Linked DNA regions of Homo sapiens: region 2 is linked to region 1. Evidence: chromatin loops called from intact Hi-C (ENCODE). Cell type or tissue: mammary epithelial cell. All regions are shown on one strand. Links, peaks and the distances in the headings refer to the core of each region. The heading gives the core; the rest is flanking DNA.

What was found. Hi-C counts contacts between places; a loop is a spot of excess contacts. Peaks named below come from ENCODE experiments on the same cell type or tissue, not always from the same donor. Only the 100,000 strongest peaks of a DNase experiment are listed, where the experiment ranks them.
Region 2: a loop joins it to region 1, with 12 times the contacts of the local background. A loop is called at or near these places in 3 of 110 quality-filtered maps.

Annotation. Positions count from the first base shown.
Region 1 is chr5:3,596,084-3,604,056 of GRCh38, forward strand. IRX1 (iroquois homeobox 1) reads left to right here. Exons shown (of 4, transcript NM_024337.4): 1 at 1-298; 2 at 3,142-4,177; 3 at 4,526-4,598; 4 at 4,900-5,320. The coding sequence starts at 23. The coding sequence ends at 4,957. Among named protein-coding and RNA genes, the nearest start is that of IRX1, 4.2 kb to the left of the region's middle. RefSeq lists enhancers at 2,612-3,274, 3,275-3,936, 4,600-5,260. In mammary epithelial cell, for the core only: a CTCF peak has its summit at 3,775 (motif pointing right); DNase peaks (open chromatin) are centred at 3,078 and 3,668; H3K4me3 peaks cover 3,946 bases; H3K27ac peaks cover 4,000 bases.
Region 2 is chr5:4,292,507-4,300,479 of GRCh38, forward strand. No RefSeq gene overlaps it. Among named protein-coding and RNA genes, the nearest start is that of LINC02063, 160 kb to the left of the region's middle. In mammary epithelial cell, for the core only: a CTCF peak has its summit at 3,387 (motif pointing left); no DNase peak of the experiment used is centred there.

The DNA of each region.
Region 1 (7,973 bases), core at 1,408-5,407:
GGCGGTCGCCGAGTCCGCGGACATGTCCTTCCCGCAGCTGGGCTACCCGCAGTACCTGAGCGCCGCGGGGCCGGGCGCCTACGGCGGCGAGCGCCCGGGGGTGCTGGCCGCGGCCGCTGCGGCGGCTGCCGCCGCCTCGTCGGGCCGACCGGGGGCCGCGGAGCTGGGCGGCGGGGCAGGCGCGGCTGCAGTCACCTCGGTGCTGGGCATGTACGCGGCGGCGGGGCCGTACGCGGGCGCGCCCAACTACAGCGCCTTCCTGCCCTACGCCGCGGATCTCAGCCTCTTCTCGCAGATGGTGAGTGCGCCCGGCCTCCCCCGCTTCTCCTCTGTCTCACCCGCGCCAGGGCAAGGGTGGCGGGTCGCCCGGGAGGGAGAGACTACGGGTGGACCTGGTCCGGAAGAGGAACTAGAAAGGTCCGGGGGCAGGTTCCCGGTGGCCGAGGCCGCGGCCCCCGGGGACGCAAGAGGGCTGGGAGGCCGGGCGGGTGACGGCTGGGCCATCTCGGCCTGGGAAAGCGGAAGGCCCGGGCCAGGGAGCGGGTAGCGAGTGAATTCAGAGAGGCCGCAGAAGCAGGCCCGTGGAGCGGTGCCCGCGCTGGAGGTCGGGGGCAAACTCGCCTGGCTCGGCCAGGGCGCCCGGGCAGGCCCACGGGGTTCCTGCAGGTCGGCCCGGCGTAGCGTAGCAGGACTTCCCTTCCTGGCCGCGGGTTCCACTCGCGCGGCCTCTTTAGTTTTCGAACCGAGTCTGGAAAACTTGGTTTTCTCCCTCTTTAGCAGCTCCGAGATAGTTGTATCCGAGTTTGCCAGACAGACCCCTTCTAAGCCTGGTAGAGTCAATCAAAATAATCTTAACAATAGAGGTCCAAAGGGATGGAGAGGTCTCTCCACGGCGTGAGTGCGAATTTGAGATTAAACAAAAATTAAGTTGCAGTAATGTGCTGGTGTCTGAAACGGTGTTTGATTTTACTTTTGTAAGTTGCCCAAGTTTTCATTTCATTTGCACAGAAAGAAAAGCACTTTTCTTCCTGCGTTACATAATGGAGGATTAAAGAAAACAGTGTCCCTTGGCTTAAAACAAATGGTGTCCTCTTAGTCTCCCGTCCCAGTGGGCGTTAGATGTCGGGGCAGGCGGCTGCACACTTAATTCTCCGCGGGGGCATTGGCCTGTCTGCCGGTCCAAATCATCCATTTTCCTTGGTCTGACTGCAAGGTCGGTGCTTAAACTTCGGACGGCTGGTGAATTGTGCGGCGGGCGCGGGGCCCTGGGAGGCAGCCCCCTCCTGGGTCGCTGCCCGCGGGATAAAGCAATTTCCAAGCACCCGCGATATCTCCCCGCTCCCCGCAGGAGAAGCGGGGAGTAAACGCCCCTCAAGTGTGCACAAGCAAAGAGCGGGTTTCCCTGTAACTTTTCTTGTAGTTTTGAAAGAAAGCGGCCCGGCTGCCTTTCAGGTCTCTTACTATCGAAAAAGATCAGCCCCCATTTTGTTCAGGCGGCGGGGAGGCCGGGACGCGATGAGAGATTTACAAGGTGTCCTTTCAAAAAGAATTCCCAGTGGAGACGAGGCTGAAACGTCTTCTTTACAATTACAACCAAAATAATTAGAAAAGCGCAAAGTACATTTTGGAACGATTGGGCAAAAACGAAATCTAGCCGCAGAAATGTTTTCTCTGCGGCCTCAGTCACCAAACTAATTAGTCCAAGAAATCTTCTGGTCTTTACAACTTTCTCAGAGTCCGGAACTCCCTTTGCTAACATTGCAACTAGACCATTTTTTCAGAGGATGAATATTTTTTACAGAAATTGCGAATGCAGTTGTGTGCCATTTGGGAACCCTGCCTGTGTTTGCGGGGGAGGGAGAGAGCTTCAGTGTGAGGACCTGCACCCTTTGTGGAGAGCTGGGGAAGGGAGATGTTTGCTGTTCTGAGTTGTTTTTCCCACCTAGAGGGATAATATGTAAAAATTATTCCCACCCAAAAGGTGTGTGTTTCTCCAGCTCTCCCACTGGTTCTGAGAGAGTAAACTCAAACCCAAACCCTGATTCTAGGCCTAGGTTTCCAAGCCATTATAATTGGGTGTTTGGAAGTCAAAAGATAAAATTGTATTTGAATGTCTGTCTGCGCAATTTATGGTAATAATGAGGCCTAATGAGGTTGTTAGAAAGATAAAATGTTATTTACCAAAAAACCTGATGGGATAATTTGACTTGCTGTGTTTTACTACTGATTATAAAAAGAATATCGATTGCAAATAAATCAGCGCCTCTAAATGCCTGCAAACAGCTAGTGTTTGCTCCCTCCAGATCAAAGTCAAACTTAAGAGATGAAGTAACTGAGAAGAGGCCTAGGATACTGAACCGGTTCCCCTCCTGGCCGCCGGTGGCTCCCAGCCCTTGCGTTAATATTTTACAGGCTAAGCCTTCCTTTTGTATTAAAAAAAAAAATGGTGTTTTTGTTATTGTTGTCGATGATGGCCGGGATTAAAATTTTAAATTACCTGTCACCTCTAAAGACCTTTTAATGTGGGTAAACCATTATATGCAGATTAATTTGGAAGGCAAAGGACTGTGCTTTCGTTTTAAATTGCTGGCGGATTTAGACCGGTAGAAAACCCGGGATGGTTTATTTTGATTGAGCCCCCTCTGGGTGGCAGAGAGGAGGCTTGGGCTCTGGGCCCTTTACGTTTGGAGAAATGGCTTTATCAGCTCAGTTGAAAGGTTTTTCCCTCTAGCTAGTGAAAGATAAACTTGGAAATGCAGGTTTCTCCAGCGGTTGGTGGTGGGGACAGGGGTCGCCTAGGGAACTTGCAGGGGCCGCGGCCTCTGTTGTGCTCTTCTGGAGAGTGCACTGTTTGTGGAACTTTTCTAGAGTGGCAAAAACGATCTCCACTGTCGGTGAAAGGGCAGTTCCTGAAGTCAGCTCATGGTCCTGGCTCCCCTTCTCCCCAGCAGTGAACTGGGGGTGACTTCCTGATCTGCCCAGCACAGGAGAGCCCCGCAAAGCGCCTGGGAGGCCCTCGAGTCCATTGAAGCGGCTGCTTCCCACTCTCCCGTCTTGGGGACTCATGTCTCTCTCTCTCTCTCCCTTTCTCTCTCCACTTCCCTCCTCTCTCTCCTCGATGGATCTGCCCTGTGGCTTCAGGGCTCGCAGTATGAACTGAAGGACAACCCTGGGGTGCACCCCGCCACCTTCGCAGCCCACACGGCGCCGGCTTATTACCCCTACGGCCAGTTCCAATACGGGGACCCCGGGCGGCCCAAGAACGCCACCCGCGAGAGCACCAGCACGCTCAAGGCCTGGCTCAACGAGCACCGCAAGAATCCCTACCCCACCAAGGGCGAGAAGATCATGCTGGCCATCATCACCAAGATGACCCTCACGCAGGTCTCCACCTGGTTCGCCAACGCGCGCCGGCGCCTCAAGAAGGAGAACAAGGTGACATGGGGAGCGCGCAGCAAGGACCAGGAAGATGGAGCGCTCTTCGGCAGCGACACCGAGGGCGACCCGGAGAAGGCCGAGGACGACGAGGAGATCGACCTGGAAAGCATCGACATTGACAAGATCGACGAGCACGATGGCGACCAGAGCAACGAGGATGACGAGGACAAGGCCGAGGCTCCGCACGCGCCCGCAGCCCCTTCTGCTCTTGCCCGGGACCAAGGCTCGCCGCTGGCAGCAGCCGACGTTCTCAAGCCCCAGGACTCGCCCTTGGGCCTGGCAAAGGAGGCCCCAGAGCCGGGCAGCACGCGCCTGCTGAGCCCCGGCGCTGCAGCGGGCGGCCTGCAGGGTGCGCCGCACGGCAAGCCCAAGATCTGGTCGCTGGCGGAGACAGCCACGAGCCCCGACGGTGCGCCCAAGGCTTCGCCACCACCACCCGCGGGCCACCCCGGCGCGCACGGGCCCTCCGCCGGGGCGCCGCTGCAACACCCCGCCTTCCTGCCTAGCCACGGACTGTACACCTGCCACATCGGCAAGTTCTCCAACTGGACCAACAGCGCATTCCTCGCACAGGGCTCCCTGCTCAACATGCGCTCCTTCCTGGGCGTTGGCGCTCCCCACGCCGCGCCCCATGGCCCTCACCTTCCTGCACCTCCACCACCGCAGCCGCCGGTCGCTATTGCCCCGGGGGCACTCAATGGAGACAAGGCCTCGGTCCGCAGCAGCCCCACGCTCCCAGGTACAGCTCCAGGCCGCGTCCACCTGTCCCCTAGCTGGGAATGCAGAGGCCTGGCTAGGTGTGGTAGCGTGGGGTGCAGCATGAGCCGGGAGGGTACCAGGCAGTGGCCGCTGAGCCCTGGGGCTGCGCTTAATCCCTGCTTCAATTTAGAAAGCCAGACAAGGCCCTAGGGCTCTCCCAAGAGAGCTTTGCCCTACCGGCGGGCCTGCTACGGGGTGGTGGTGGGGTGAGGGGTGACGTTTTTCGGCGAATCTGCCTGGGCAGCCGGCAGAAGTTGGTGGGAAGGAGGCCTGGGACCTCTCCCGCCCGTCTCTCCGTCCTAACTCTGCCTCTTCCGATCTCTCGCAGAGAGAGACCTCGTCCCCAGGCCAGATTCGCCGGCACAGCAGTTAAAGTCGCCCTTCCAGCCGGTACGCGACAAGTGAGTGCTGTTTGCTTTTGCTATGGGAGAAGGCGGTGGGGAGGGGGGAGGAGGAGTGGTCGGGACCCGGGCGGAGCTGGCTGGGTGGCGGTGGGGGTCGCGCAGTCCTAGTTGAAGGAGCGCTCCCCGCCAGCCCTGGGCGCCGGGCGAGCCGAGGAGACTGGAGTTTCTCCCCAGCCGGGAGCCGCGCTGGCTGTCGACCCCGCCCCCAGGGCTCCGCTACTGGAACCGGCGTCGCCCGGCGCTGCGTCCCCCACTCACAGTGCCCCTGTCTTCTTGTCTCGCTGTGTTTCCCATGCAGCTCTCTGGCCCCGCAGGAGGGAACGCCGCGGATCCTAGCAGCCCTCCCGTCCGCCTGATTAAGGGTCTTCTTTTACTTTTGCGGGGGGGAGGGGGGAGGAGTTGGGGAGGGAGGGAATGTGGGAGGAATTAAGACAAATATTTCAGACTGGTGTAAAGGACAAATATGACAACGACGTCAAGGACTCGCATCCGTCGCTTTCTGCAGAAAGGGGCTTCTTCGGTCCCGAGCTCGCGTCCAGGTGGCCAGGCCTCTGCCGGCGGCTCCAGTGGCTGCGATTATCGGGTTCGGTAAATGCCCCCACGTGCTTGTGTCTCTTTCCCCCCTTTTCTGTATATAGAGTGGTTTCAGATTGTAAATAGCGCGTCAGCGAACTTGTCTAAATCATATATTTTTGTCTAATAAACTAAATGAAATGACACCCCCTCCCCGCTCCTGCTGCTGTGTGCCTGTCCAGCGTGTGTGTGAGTGTGTGTTTGTGTGTGAATGTGTGTGTGTGAGTGTCTGTGTGGCAGAAACAGAGACAGAGAGAGAGAAGTGGGGGATACAGGGATCCTGGAACCCTGGGTGGGACCCAAGGGTCTGTGGCTGGGGGAGATGGGCTTCTCAATGGGGGCCTTTAGAGACTGTTGCCACCCAAGACGCAGGTGCTTTAAACATCTCTTCGTTGTTTGTGGTTGTTGTTGAATTTTTAAATATTGTCACTGTGGCAGTTTCTTGCTGGCAGTTCAATTGCTTTCACGAACATTTTTCTGAGACATAATTTTCTCAGGACATAAATAAGTTCAATTTGAGGCAGTTTTACAAAACGATTTTATAACGTCGGTAAAAACAGAGGAAAAAGAATTTTTATTGCGACCCCAGAGGAGAACTTCGGATTAGAAACCAGTTTACAACTAGTTGTCTCAACGGCGCATCGTGGCGCCTGGTCGTTTTCTGAGTTGAGTGTGAAAATAATGGAGTATCGCTTTGCATGTATTTTTAGTGATTCGGTTAAATCAAACACGGGAAGAAATTGGAAGGCTCTTTAAAACTCCACAGATGGGCCAGCCGGGATGCGGTGCGGGGCTTCTCTGCGGTGTGAGGTGTGAACGAGGGGCTGAGGCTGTGGTGGGAAGCGAGAAAGAGGAGGTGGCTTTGGTCTCCCAGGGAAGCCCCTTTACACTTGGGCTCCACGGACTGCGTCCTTTGCCCTCAGGCGCGCGCACCGCGGGAGTCCAGAGCAAATTGCCCTTAGATGGCCGCGGCCGGGCAGCGGGGAGGCAGCTGGGAGCAGCGATGTTGGGAAACACTCGCAGCGGGGCTGGCCTCGGGCGCGCGCGAGTGGGGAAAGGCCTAGGAGCCTGGACATCGCTGCGGATCCGGGACATCAGCATCAGTGGGTTCGGAGCGGGACGCGCGCCACGCGCCGCAGCAGGCACCTTCAGGAGGCTTTGCGGACCCGGCGCGGGGCCTTCAGGGCGCAGGCGACTCAGCGTTGAATGCGTGAAAACTGAGCCAGCAAACATTTCCAAAACTGCCAGCGAGGATGTGGGCTGCCGGGAAAAACGGTCTAGTGGGGACAGGGCCGAGTCCCGAAGTCAGAGCCGAGTCCCGAGGTCAGAGCGGCCGTCCTCCGCTCGCACCCCCAGCCTGTGACCCGCCCTTCCCGGCTTGCTCGAGACCCACTGGCGCCAGTGCTGCGCGTGGGGACTCCGTGCATGGCCGAAGCGAGGGGGAAAGTCGGGGCGCTGGTGTCTTTTCAGAGGTTCCAGGAAAGAGGGAGGCTCGCGTTAGGACTAGGAGGTGCCAGTCCACGGCTCCTACCCGCTCCCGACGCCCGCATCCTTCTACAGCCCTCCACCCCGTTCCTGGTCCCTGTAGAGGGGAAGGTCCTCTCCCTGCCCCGAGGCGGGAGGAAAAGCGGCGAAGAGGAGGCTCGAAGGGCGCCGCGTAGGGCAAGTGGGCCGAGGACACCGGGGGCGCGTCGGGGAGCGGGGAGTGGGCGGGGTGGGATGAGGCAGGGAGGAGCCGGGCCGGAGCGGAGTGGAGTGGACCGCGGGCGGACGGACTCGGGCCGGGCCCCGGGGAGCAGCTCCGCAGTCGGAATGGACGTGCTCCAGGCGCCCTCTATGGTCCGAAAGCGGAATGCGGCCTTGAGCAGCGCCCATCTCGCTCCTGGGGTGTGGGGGCAACTCTGGGGGCGCTGGGCCTTGGGGCTCCGTGGGCACGAGCCTGCATTTGTAGTGATGGGAACCAATTTGTGTTCCAAGGCTGCACCCACTGGTTCTTTTTGTGTGTTTTGGGGGAGTGCCGGGCCTGCAGGTTAGGCTACTGGCATTTGGAGGGAGTGGGCACTGGGCTCTACGTGGGGTGCTCTTACTGTCCAGTGCCTTCCTTGCTAAATCAGAGAGGTGTTTCTCATCTGCCCTCGGCCCTAGTCCTTCATGGATCATCAGAGCCCTGGGCTCATCATTCCAGAGGTTCTGCAATGGGGCCCTAGAGCCTACTTTGACTGCTGGGCCCAAATGGATCTTGTGTCCTTAGCCAAATCGTGTCTCTAGAGAGACTTGACCAGCTACGCCCTTCGCCTCTGGTGAGGAATTGTGTTCCCAGCCACAGAGACATGCTGCTCCAGCAACCAGTGTGCTGGGAGATGCCTTCTGGGTGACGCTGGAAACAGCAGGTTGGATTCAGGTGGGCCAGGTAGAGTTCTCTGCCCCTGGGCAAGCTCAGCTCTTTATTTCCCTGAATCAAATTGGATGGTCTGTGCTGGCGCCTGCTGCTTTGCACACCCCTATTTCCACCCTTTCCTGATTTTTTTGTCAATGCAAGACATTTGGGAACCCCCCCCACCCCCACAAGAACTGCTGCTGAGGTGGCTCGGCCAGCACGTGCTCATCCTTGGGAGTCCTGGCTACTGAGCTGCGTGGCCTAGAGTCATGAAAGGTCTGTGCACCTTCCTGAGAGCTAGGTTTTCCATACAAGGAAATCAGATCGCCAGCCTCAGAATTATTTTTCTCCAGTGAAAAGCTAAAATGAATTTGTGATGGAGCACTGAAGGCATTTTTGTCCTTTGGGCACTATTTGTTTAC
Region 2 (7,973 bases), core at 1,803-5,802, 700 kb after region 1:
GGCAGCATAATACTCCAGGAACCATCAAGAGAAACAAACCTGAAAATGCAGACATTCAGATCTTTCTCCCAGTCCTGGGTTTGTTAATTTCTACGTGGGCCTTACTGAAAGCTGATGAGATGCTGTGTCCTGTGTGCATCCACCCTATCTTGGCCCCATGCTGTAGATCACATAGGGAGGTCTTTTCCATTCGTTTCTTTCAGGCCAGCATGTTTGAGATGCACACGCAATTCCACAGCATTCTCACAGGTTCACCTCCAAGGTGGATCGGCCACTGGTGACACTGAGTCTTTTCTGTTAATTTCCACCAAGCACACACACCTGCCAATAGATTCCAGGTGTTTCCATTGGTTTGTTTTCACTCACAGTGATAAAATGTCTACCTCTCTCCTCATTAAAAATAACAGTAGTATACTCTATATAATTTGAGTTAACAACGGTCTGAAAAAGAATGCTTGCAGCGTGAGGATTATTGCATTCTCTATGTTTTCTTCTACTTCACCCTGTCTCTGAGCTGCAGCTGTTTCTTTTTCCCATTGTCTTCCTCCTCCTCTTTGTCTTACTCACTGACTCTCTCCTCTTTTGCCCTCTGCTCTATCCTCCTCCTATGTTCCAAAATAGTTGCAAGTAATTTTTGCAAACTCTCTGCAAAATATTTGCAAAATAGTGGCAAAATATTTGCAAACTTTTATGAACTGCTTTTCAAGGAGAATAGGAACAGCTGCTTTTAAAGAATGCATATGAGGCTTAGACCTCACGAATTATATGTCCAGTGGATAGTGTAATGATTGGTAAATCTTACAAATGTTCACTATCTTACTGTCTAAGTCATGGTATATGGCCAGCAGCATGTGAACTCGCATTTCAATTAAAACTTATTAGAATAATATTAGAAATCAATAGAAACTACATTTCTATTAATGCTTTACCAAAATACCCCCTTTGTTGATTTAATTAACATTCTTCTTTACAGACTAGGTGAAATACAGAAAAGAAGTTTAAAATAACAATTCAATCTTGAAAGACTTTAGAAAACAAAAGCACACATATCACCTTACTGGAGTCACAGCACTTGGAAATAGGAATAGAACCTTTGGATCTTTAGGTTACCTAAGGTATAAAAAGTTTTACAGGAATGCAAACAAATTTCAAAGAACTGTTTATGTATAAAGTATATAAAAATTGATTTCCATAGAACCAATTTGTTCTATGGAAATCAATAGAACCAACTGGGCTGTTCTAAACAACCCAATATAAGTCACCTTGGCTTACAGCTTCAAAAAGGAATAGAACTACATTTGAATTCTGGGTTTAAAAGTGGCCAGAATCATGATAGAGGAGCAGGAGGATGAGTACTTTTCTCTTTGTCCAGGATAGGATTGGCTTCACCTGTCTACCCCTAGACCAGTGATTGCCAGAGCTTCACATCCACCTTTTGCCCAGGGACAGAAACAAATCTTGATCCAGACCCACTGATTACCAACTGGGTAGATGAAGTCTAACTCAGTGACGGACCCAGAGGCCACGAATGGGTTAAAATAACAGTGTTCAATTGAGACAACTCTCAGATAATAAAACAAACCATTAGGTTGAGAAAAGAATGTCAGCATGATGTAGAGAGTCCCTTTAGAATCAATGATTCTGTAGATTATGAAAAGTATAAAGGAAATTTCCCAGGTGCAGGCATTTCATTCTGTGTCAATTTGTTGATTGGACACAGTTAAGGGGTCATTTTTCTATGATGGAGCTGGACCACTGGGCAGAGAATCCCATTTCTGCCTGTTAGCACCCATAAAACATACAATTGTGAACCCTAAAAATATTGGAATGTACCCATGAAGTCTTATGTATCTAGAACATGTCCGGGGTCATGGTTCTCTCAATTGAATCTGGATGTCTGAGTGAGAAGTTACTGATCTTATTATGGTAAACTGGAGGGAAAATGTCACTACAGGACCAAAAACTAAAACCTTCTAATGATTTTTGGCTTTCCTCTCTTTCAGTGTATGTTCAAAGGCATATGAGAAAGACACGATAAGAAGAAGGTAAAGGCGTTCTTATTACTGTCTTTTCTTAGCTTCATTGACAGGTCTTGCCATGAAGATTATACAGGACAATCTGTGAGAGTAGAAATCTGTTGTATGCTCTTTACACGATCCCTCATAGCAAAGCCCCCATCCCTAAGAAGCCTAGCACTTCCTCTTTGGTGCTGAAGAAATATCATCATCACCTGGCTCTACTTTGAATATTAGTTACACTGATTTACACCCATTTTCTCAACTGTCAGAACCCCCTGCCCCAATTATCCTATGTGGAAAGACCGTTTTTGAACAGTTTTTTTTTTTCATTAAAAACACAGTTAGTTTGATAATCTGATAGAAGCATAAGTTAAGAATCTTTGCTTAAGTTCTTATTTCTGTCACCACAAACGAATTTGCCACTTGCGTTCACTCTTTTTTGACCATAATCCCTTCTGACTCATTATTTAAGACTGAAGAGTGGATAAAGCCTTTCTTCATTTTCTTAAGTGCTCTGAGGACTTAAGCACTCATCGGAGCCCGAGCTCTTCAAATGTGCTGAGTAGCCATCTCTGAAGAGAGGGTTGCATAGGAGCTGAAATGTTTCACGCAATCAGCGACCTTTTATGCAGAGATCACAAATGCACCACCATCCTACCTTCCAATTCCTGGACGTAAACTCCCCCCACTGCAGACTTCCCCAAGGCTCACGTAGGCCCACGTCCACTTTATTTCAGGCATAGGTGAGTTCAGGAACCCACCCTCTGCTCTTCCATCTTTTTGTCCAGGTTGCTCAGAGACTTCCCCGTGGCAAGTAGGGATGAGTTCTCACGATGGAGCTGCACAATCTGAGTTGGCCAGCAAAGATTAAGGTTGATCATGGACCTTCTGGAAGGTTCTGGGTGTAGACAACCTGGCTTAAAAATGTTAAACAGGAGCTCAAAAAAAATTTAGCCCCTCTCTCAGACCTAATTAAGATCGCGGCACTCATCCATGCCCAAGAACCTTTTATCATCTCTCTCTTTTACAAAGAGAGCCTCTCTGCTGTGTTTTTTCTGCGATGTCTCCTTTCACAAAAGCAGCCAGTTTGTGCATTCATGTCTAGGGTAAGGAAGTCTTCTTGTAATCAACTGAACTGATCCCACAGATTTGGCAGAGGGGAATTCTTGCAGGCAACTGAGCTCTCACTCACAGCTTTGAGTTTAAGATTGCAGCTTACACTGTCAAAACGCATGCTGATTTGATCCTTTCTTATAGGGCTGGATCCATAGAAAAGCTAGCTCTGTTGTGCTGATAAAGGCCTATTCAATGTGGGGTCTGACCCACGGAGACCGCCAGCCGGGGCTGAAGTGGAGCTCCTGCACCCCCTACAGTCCAGATCGTGGAAATTCATCACAATGGCTGCCTTTTTTTTTTTTTTTTAATGACTCACAACTGTATCAATGAGTGATTTATGTATTATGAAGTGTTAGAGAGTTTAAGAGAGCTTTATTTATGAAGGCCCCAAAGTCTCTGATATATGAAGGAGGAAAAATATTTCTCTCTCTCCAGTGCTCAAGCCGCTGTGGATCCCCTGGGCCCAGGCATGGAGGACGCTCTTCTTGGGGGATTGGCCCCTCCCGGGAGGTGAGCTCTCTGCCCCGCAGGGAACTCTACACCGTGTCTCAATGCAACATCACCCGGGTTTCAGCACCAGCCTAGGTTGTCACTTTCTCAGCAGTTCGGAGGAGAAAACTGTTGAGAAGCTTCTGGCAGGCAGACAGAGCTGGGATTCGAGCCTCTCTTTTATCCAAGAGCTGACCTTTGCTGTGTGTCAGCGAGGCTTGAAACCAGCCTCTCACTGACAAGAATGAGGGGGTGAAAGTGAAAAGGTTGTGTGTGTGTGTGTGTGTGTGTGTGTGTGTGTGTTTGTGTGTGTGTATTTGTTACACACAGATTCCAGCTTCTAGGCCCAAATCCAAAGCTTCCGTTGTCAGCTCTGCCTGTCAGTTCTGAGCAAGGCAAGTGAGGTTGGGTGCTGAGTGAGAGCGGGGGGCTCCTGGCTGGGCGCTGAGTGAGAGCGGGGGGCTCCTGGATCGGGGTGGATGGTCTTCTGTCTCTCCGGGGCTCATGTGAGCAGAGAGTGGCCTTTTCAAGCCAGGCCCAAAGAGACACATGGAAACGTCACATGGAAATGCCAGAAAAAAACTGACTTGTCCTATCCAGTTAGCTGTGTCTCCTTTTGGACACTAAAAGGAAGTAGCTTTGTGAGAAGTCCCGTCCCTCCCCATCAGAATAAACTGGCCATGGTTGCTCTGCTACATCAACTTGCCAGTGATCCCTAAGGCCTGGCTTAGAGCTGCTGTGCTGATGGGGACATGCTATTAAATCCGGTCAACGGTGTGTGTGGAGCCTGCTCCATGGCCAGCACCCTATTGGGTCATCACCCCGACCATGGAGGACAGAGGGTGCCATCCCTAGAGATGCTTTCAGGTAGGATACAGCCATGAGCTGTCCACGTGTTCATCGCTTTGGGCGGCACCTATGCCTTGTCCCACGTGACAGGTTTCCCTTCCTCTAGAATAGCAACGACTCCTATGAAGAAAGCACATCCTTAGCTTTCAACTGGAAAGACTGAAGTTTATCCTGCAGCCACAAAGTCACCTCTCTCTCATGGGCCTACTTGGCCGATGCCATCCTGAGAGAGCTCCATAACTGTTTCCAGTACCCTTAGAGCCACTTCATAACAACTTCCAGTATGGAAAGAAGTGCTCAGTGGAGTTTTCGTGTGCTTACTGTCATGGTCGTATTTTGATTGCACTTCAAATATGCAGTTCCAATAGCTTCTTAGCATAACTCCCGAATCTGAAGAGTGTTAAGTACTTACAATACCACCAACAGCTCAAGGAGCACAAGGTTTCTTACATAATTACAAGGAATTACTATGTCTTTTTTGTATTTTTAAAAAATGAAATAGGATTTTACTCGCCACAGAAAAAATAAACCTGGGGAATTATATGAAGCAAAAGATCAATGTTGTCCTTTGAATCTCTCCATCCTGCTCAGAGGAAACCAATGGTAACGCTTTGCTTCTATTGTTTGAACTGCAACTTTTGATGAAGCTTCCAGAAACCCCATCAGGACTCAACTTAGGATATGTCAACAGTGAGGGGATGGTTTTCCATCCAAGCGACAAAAAGCCTTAAGGAAAAGCAATGACAAATCCCCCGAGCAATGTATTTCTGAAATTTCCCACACAACATCATCCCAATCTGCATATATTTTTATATCTACAATTAGAAAACAGAAGTCAAGTACGTGGTCATCATTTTACTCGATGACCCACATATCTTTCACCAGAAGTTTGAGTTTTCTTCACAGAATTTTCGTGACAAAGAAAAACTGGAAAATATACACATACAGAAGCACTGACTAATTTGTATAAGAATGCATGAAATTAAAGGTCTATATAAGAACATCTTGTAAAATGCGATAAAACACAATGTATAAAACACAGTGTAAAGCAAAAATACGTTTTCTGCAAATAAATTATGCTCCCAAAGAACGAACGGATTCAAAATGCAAAGAGCACCTAAATAAAGCGTTTTCTGGAAACTGCAGGAGGGTTTTAAGAGTGCTTCTCAGTAGGCAGGGAATCCTATTTTGCAGAGCTATAAAAGTTGCTTTCTCTTTTAACCTCAGAGAAGTTCTAAAAAAAATTCCTCCAGATTCTTGAACCTGCTGAGAGTCTGCAAAAAATCCAAACAAACATTAAATTGTCCTTGTGGTACATCCATTTTTAAGAGTTTATGATAAAACTTACTCTAGAGACAAATAATGCCTATGCTATGATTTATGTAGGTAAATAAATAACTTAAAAGGCAAACAACAAGATGTGCTGGAAGGAGAATTGAGGTAGTTCCGAATCCTGCAGCTATTGCAGAAAATAACACTTGCTCTACCTTACACATTAAACACATTCTACATTATTTTAGGAAAGAAAAATAGCCCATCTGAGCCTTATTTATTTAAACATTGACAACGGAAAGACAACATCTGGGTAAGTCAATGGAGACATCACAGGAAATATGGTGACAGAATTCGAAATGGAGACCACAGAGAGCCAAAAGCCACAGAAAGGCAGAATCAGGCACAGGATTCAGGTGAAGGGAATCTTCATTTATTTTTTAGCATTTCTCTTAAAAGTATCTCAAAATCCTTTATATAGATTAGAAGATTAATTGCTGTCATATATGGAGAGTTAAAAGGCAAGAACATATTGATCTCTTTATTTTATAGATAGAACATTGGGAATACTATGCAGCCATAAAAAATGATGAGTTCATGTCCTTTGTAGGGACATGGATGAAATTGGAAATCATCATTCTCAGTAAACTATCGCAAGAACAAAAAACCAAACACCGCATATTCTCACTCATAGGTGGGAATTGAACAATGAGATCACATGGACACAGGAAGGGGAATATCACACTCTGGGGACTGTGGTGGGGTGGGGGGAGGGGGGAGGGATAGCATTGGGAGATATACCTAATGCTAGATGACGAGTTAGTGGGTGCAGCGCACCAGCATGGCACATGTATACATATGTAACTAACCTGCACAATGTGCACATGTACCCTAAAACTTAAAGTATAAAAAAAAAATTAAAAAAAAAGAACATTGCAGATAAATGTAAAATGCTTTTGTTCATCAAATAATTCTATTAAGAGAGGAAAAAAGCAAGCCACAGAGTGAGAGAAGATATTTTAAATGCATATATTTGATAAAGGTTTCATATATAACTCTTTAACTTCAATAAGAAGAGGACAGAATAATTGAAAATGGATGAGACTTTAGTCACAGTGCACAAGAAGTCTTCTAAATGTCTCTTAAACTTATGAAAAGACACGTCTCATTAGTCATCAGGAAAAAGCAAATTGAGGGTATAATTACATACTATTGCATAATGAGTACAATGTTTAATTTAAAAAAAAATCAATAAACAAGTGTTTGTGAACACGGGGCATGGCTAGAACTCCACTCAAATTCTCAGATATTGCTAGTGAGAGTGAAAATTGGCACAGCCACTTTGAAAACTTATGTGGTGGTACTTACGAATGCTGTGTACATGTAGGCCCTGTGATCCAGCGATCCCCTTCTGAGGTATATATCTGAAAAAAAATGAGTACATATGTGTTCCATTGAAGAGATACATGTAAGAGTATTCATAGCCACAGCATTATTCATGTTAGCCTCAAACTGGAAGCAACCCAAATGTGCATCAACAGTAGAACACACACATATATTGTGGTGATTTCATCCTGTGGGGTACTATACAACACTGAAAATGAATCCACATCTGCCACTTGAAATAACAAGGGATAAGTCTCACAAAGGACGGGGAAGAATCCAGATTCTGAAACATTCAGTAATTCCAACTAAGACACCTAATCTGTGTGATCAGAAATCAGAAGAATGACAGAGGGGAAGAGTACAGGAATAATGCTAGATGAAGGAGGATTCTGGAATGCAGATCATTGCATTCAATATCCATATCTCAAGTTGAGAGGAAACCGCATGGGTCTGTGGACTTGGTGAAAACACATTAAGCTGACATTTTTAATGTGTGTGTTTCATTCTATGCATGAAGAACACGTTCGGGGTCCTTAAGCAGTTTCATGCACCTCACGGGGCAAGCTCCACAGCTATGACTGGTCATTTTCTAGGATGTTCTACCCAGTTCTCTGCTCCATGAGAGACAGATATCTCAGGAAATTCTTCACAAAAACACTGGGAAAACCCTTCAATTGTCATAAGGCTTGAGGGTGTGATTGTTCTTTAGAAGCTCAAACTGGGAAGTGTTGGGAACATACCACTGAAAACTTTCAATAGTGAGAGAGGTGTGGCTGAGCGCGCACCCTGGGACTCACAGGGATTCTTGAAACCAAATTTTCTACAAAGAAAATATTCTAAGTT